Regions from separate parts of the Homo sapiens genome. Here region 2 is linked to region 1. Evidence: chromatin loops called from intact Hi-C (ENCODE). Cell type or tissue: tibial artery. All regions are shown on one strand. Region 1 overlaps VIPR2 (vasoactive intestinal peptide receptor 2). Region 2 has its middle 4.6 kb from the start of VIPR2.

Region 1 (2,500 bases):
AGCGTCAGGCTCTGCGGCTCCCACAGGGCGGCAGGTGACCTCCTGAGGCAGAGCCAGAGCTGCTGAGGGTCCCACGGAACACCTGTGTGGAGAGGTCCCCTCCTTCATGACCTTGCTCTCCTGATCTGGTTGTCTCCTCAGCCCGCCTTCCGTGGGGAGGCAAAACAGCCCTGTGGAGTTGGGTGGGGCAGGGCTCAGCCGGGCCGGGTGGGCGCCCCAAGAGAGAGGACGGGCTGCCCTCCTGTTGATTTCTCCTGGTCCTAACGTCAGGGGGGCCCTGACTGGCTTCCCTCTGTCCTGCAGATGAGGGGGCTACCCTTATGGGACCTGGGAGGCCGCCCTGATGTGGGACGGATGTCACCCGGTGGTCGCCCAGGCTCGTGCTGGGCCACACAACTGCGTTTCCACATTTCCTCCTTGGCTCCCCTATTCTCTTGGGCCGGGCGCAGTGGCTCACGCCTTAATCCCAGCACTTTGGGAGGCCGAGGCGGGCCCATCACGAGGTCAGGAGATCGAGACCATCCTGGCTAACATGGTGAAACCCTGTCTCTACTAAAAATACAAAAAATTAGCCAGGCGTGTTGGCGGGCGCCTGTAGTCCCAGCTATGGGAGGCTGAGGCAGGAGAATGGCGTGAACCCGGGAGGCGGAGCTTGCAGGGAGCAGAGATCAGGCCACTGCAGTCCAGCCTGGGCGACAGAGCGAGACTCCGTCTCAAAAAAAAAAAAAAAAAAAAAAGTGGATCCACTATACGGCTGAAACACATTTTGCACAAGATTATCTAAATGCTGGAGTTTAAATCGAGTCAATGACAACACGACTCCAATTCCAGGTATGGGGTTTAGTGGACAACCAGCTTGACGGAGTCAGGACCGCGCTGACCTGCCCGACACGGTGCTCGGGCATCTGGAAGGAGGAAGCCGGCGTCTCAGCCCCGCAGAAGCCCCGAACCGTGGGCCTCCCGCCGCGTCCGACAGGCAGGGGTGGGGCTAGATGACCGAGGTCTCCGTTTGCAGGAAGGACTGGGCGCGGGAGCCGCGGTGGAACTGCAGGGCGCCCTCCGAGCCGTTGCGGGAGAAGGAGGAACCGCAGACCCTGTAATCCCGGCTCGCGGACGGGGTCGGGCACCGGCTTCGCCATTTTCGCTTCAGCTCGCACTGCACCTGGGAGGTGAGGGCAGCGGGAACGCCCGTGAGCCTGGGCAGGTGCGGGCGGCTGCTATGGGAAGCGCGGCCCGCGAGCCTCCAGCTCTCCCTCCCGCCTGCTCCCGTATCTGTGTTGCCAGCAGATGGACAGAAACAGAAACGGCCTTGGGGGCAGAGGCTGGAGGGAGCGGGAACTGGACGGCCACAGGAGGGCGGGGGACGCTGCCAGACTCTAAGACTGTGCGTGGGTGGTTCGGGGATCGCCACTGCCGCGGTAAGCGCAGTCCCACAGTCTCAGATAGTTAATATTTCTCTGAAAAGATTTTCCTTAGCAGCCGGGGTTGTGACGGTGCTGGGCCTCCGTCTCCTTCCCTGTTCCCAGCGGGCAGGGAATGTTAGCCCTGGGAGGGGGTGGGGATGAGTGAGGGGTGCCCGGACGGCAGAGGAGGGAGGAGGACAAGTGGCACTACTCGGGCTCAGCTTTGCAGAAGCCGTGCTGGTGAAAGCTGCATGTCAAGCAAAGAAAGCGCCAGCAACCGCAGCGTGGGGCGGGAGGGTCAGGGGTCAGGGGACGGGGCCAGGCCGTTGGAGCAGCCCGGAGACAGCCTCCCTGGCTGGGAATGAACGCAGGGCAGAGCTCGGCTCCGGGCTTCCTCCCCAGGGACTCACAGGACGCTGTGCAGCCCCACCCCCCAACCCAGGCCCGGCTTTCTGGGACTCACAAGCTATGGTCAGGAGCGAGACGCCGACCATGGGGAAAAACAGATTCTGTCTAGACCCGGCCGGGAGCTTTCCCGAGAGGGCTCCGAGACGGACGGCAGTCGATGCTACTTAGGGTGGACGGAAGGACGGCGGGGTTTGGAAGCTGGGCCCAGAAGAGTGGGTTTGCCTGTGTCGTTGTGGGTTCTCTGATGGGGACACAGAACTGTGGGGTCCCGGGCAGTAACTCGAGCCCGCGGAAGACAGGCATGTGTGGGGGCTGCGGCACCAGGCTGGGCAGCATCTCAGGAAGCAAGTGAGTACCTGTGCTTGGTTCCAAGGCGGCCATGAACTTACCTCACTGTTCAGGAAACAGTAGAGGACGGCCACCACCAGGCCCTGCAATGAGAAGAGATGGTCAGGCAGGACCCGCGCTCGGGGGAGGGCGGCCGCCTCCGCACACCTACCTGGAACGACCCGAGGCACAGCTCAAACAGTATCTGGTATTTGGAGGAGATGCTGATGGGAAACACGGCAAACACCATGTAGTGGACGCCGAACAGCGGGATAAGCAGGAGCGTGGACTTGGCCAGCCTCCTGCACAGAAGGAGATGAGCCAGCTCAGCTGCTGGACCCTCGGACCCTCTGCAAGCCTGG
Region 2 (2,500 bases), 120 kb after region 1:
CTTTCAAGGCCCTGATAGTAGACATTCACATTCACTCTCTCTGAAGCCTGCTAGCCGGAGGCTTCATCCACAAGAACCTTGGCTTCCACAACCCCCTTTATTTTCACTCAAGCTGATATCAAGTCTTCAGGCAGATCTTAACTCTGTTTTACCCAACGGCCAATCAGGAAATCCTGTAATCCACCTGTGACCTGGAAGGCCCCACACCCCGCTTCAAGATGTCCCACCTTTCTGGGCCAAATCAATGTATACCTTCCAGATATTGCTTTATGTCTTTTCTTGTAACTTCAGTCTCCCTAAAATGTATAAAACCAAGCTATACCCTGTCACCTTGGGTGTGTGTTCTTGGGACCTCCTGAGGCTGTGCCCTGGGCCATGTCCTTAACCTTGGCAAAAATCAACCTCTAAGTTGATTGAGACCTGCCTCAAATACATTTTGGTTTACACCTTTGAACAGGCAACCACCTGCCATGCTGGGCCTGGCCTGGCTTTGCCCATTGCCCCAGCGTAACCGTTACTCGTGTCCCCCTATTCTTGGAAATGTCCTGGTTTGGACATATTATGTGAAGCACATGGTCACCCTACATGCGAGGCCACACCTGATCTGGGCCTGAGTCTCCTCCTGGACCCGTCTCGCAGCCTCCACTCTGCCTCTCATGCCTCAGCCTTGCTGATCTCTGGAAGCCCCAGGCACGCTCCGCCCCAGGCACCCTCCACCCCAGGCACATGCCTCCCAGCTTCCACCTGTCTTGGCTCAGGTGTCTGCCTTAGGAAAGCCCTCCCAGTCTGGAGAAGCATCCTGCCTTTCCTCGCTGGGGCAAAAGCAGAGACCCTTGGACATATCTAAGCAGAGTTTAGTGCCAGGCCAGCCGGGGACCCTACTCAGCTCAGCAGGAGGCTCAGCGATGGAGGCAGAGCAGCTGGAAGAACATCTCAGATGGTTTGTCCAAGAGACGGGCACACACCAGTGCGTGCCGCAGCCTGCCCGGGTCCCCCTCCCACCCCAGGCAGGCACACACCAGCGCATGCCATAGCCCTGCCCGGGCCCCCTCCCACCCCAGGCAGGTGGGGCTCACAGAGACAGGCCACCAGCCTCTCCCTTCTGCTTCTGACCAGTTCTTCCAGGAGGTGTCTCTTTCTCCTCTCCTGGGGCCCTGACTGTTGCCATCCTCCAATTTCTCAGACCAACCAGGCTCAGAGTTCTTTAAACTTCCCTTTACAAGGAGGTGTTGCCACTTTCTTGGAGAACTATTCTTAGCTTAATATAATATGATGCGATAGGATACAATATTTAGAGAGATTATTTGATGTCTGCCCCTCCAGTGAATGCCCAGCATTGTGGGTTTGTACAGCAGGTGTTCCCTGTTTGTTGATGAGCAAGTGGGCAGATGTATGAGTTACTCCTGGTTCCACTCACTCCAGTCTGGAGGGTTCAGCCAGCGGCTGCCAGGACAGCAGGGCCCCACCCTGAGCACTCGCCCTCAAGCCCAGCCCAGAGCCCACGCTTCGGCTCCACAGGCAGGGAGCAGGTCAGTGGGGCTGCCCTCCAGACCCTTCCCCTCGCCAGGGCGTCCTCACTTTCTGGGTTATGCTCTCCTCTCTGATTCCCTTTCAAAGGAGAAGCAAGAGGTGCTAAATCGCTAACATTTGTGGGTGAATTGGTAAACCAGGACTTTCCTTTTTGAGAGATGAGGCCCGGGTGGGGCCTGGTGGGAGGAGGGAGAAAGCTGTCAGCTGAGCCTCCCTGGTCATCATCGGTAGGCATCGGTCATGCATTTATCACTTGTCCAAAATTCCGAGGGTGTGGGGGATCCAGGGAGCATGGAGAAGGGGAGAGGGGGTGAAAGGAGGGTCCTGGGAGTGACGGGGGACCCTGCAGGCCGGGAGGCCAGCGATTCCAGGCCAGAGGGTCCTGGAGTTCAGAGAGAAGCAGGGTCTGGTTTGACGGCCATGCCACCTTTCCAAGTGGCTTTTTAGGGAGAAGAGAAGAAAACAAACAACATTAAAGGAACAAAAGAGGGAACTATTTTTAGCTGCGTGTGAAGCAGAAATAGAAATCTCATTGGGGAGTAAATTGGTGAATGAGACTAAATTTAAAAATTTGCTTAGAAATGAATAGGGAAGGATAATTAATGACTCAAGTGGTCCTTTAAATAATTAATAATGTTCTCCTGGGAGTAATTAAAGCATCACATGAAAGTGAGGCATTTTCTATGCCTAATTGTTCTCAGTTACTATTTTTACACACAAAACCAGAGTTTTTACAATATCAAGAACTTTGTCCTCGTATTTTCATTAAAATACTGATTTTTTGTTCTTAATCTTTTTTCCCATTTTCTAACCTATTTTGCTAGGTCCTCTCCCCAGTTCTGAATGCCCTTTGGAAGAGGATGGGGACAGACAGATGAGGGTGACGGGATGGAGATATTCCCTCAATATAAGAGTTTTCAAAGTGTTATTTGCTGCCAATTACTAAGCCATGCTTTCCCAAGGCATAACG

What was found. Peaks named below come from ENCODE experiments on the same cell type or tissue, not always from the same donor. Only the 100,000 strongest peaks of a DNase experiment are listed, where the experiment ranks them.
Region 2: it touches region 1 in a loop (2.5-fold over the local background); 20 of 110 quality-filtered maps call a loop at or near these places.

The regions. Positions count from the first base shown.
Region 1 is chr7:159,029,628-159,032,127 of GRCh38, forward strand. It overlaps VIPR2 (vasoactive intestinal peptide receptor 2), which reads right to left. Exons shown (of 13, transcript NM_003382.5): 11 at 2,311-2,440; 12 at 2,201-2,242; 13 at 1-1,162. The coding sequence ends at 989. Among named protein-coding and RNA genes, the nearest start is that of LINC00689, 23 kb to the left of the region's middle. RefSeq lists an enhancer at 1,588-2,240. In tibial artery, CTCF peaks have their summits at 1,191 and 1,391 (motif pointing right); DNase peaks (open chromatin) are centred at 314, 1,014, 1,764 and 2,144; H3K4me3 peaks cover 1,827 bases; H3K27ac peaks cover 2,500 bases.
Region 2 is chr7:159,148,180-159,150,679 of GRCh38, forward strand. No RefSeq gene overlaps it. Among named protein-coding and RNA genes, the nearest start is that of VIPR2, 4.6 kb to the left of the region's middle. In tibial artery, no CTCF peak of the experiment used is centred here; a DNase peak (open chromatin) is centred at 1,552.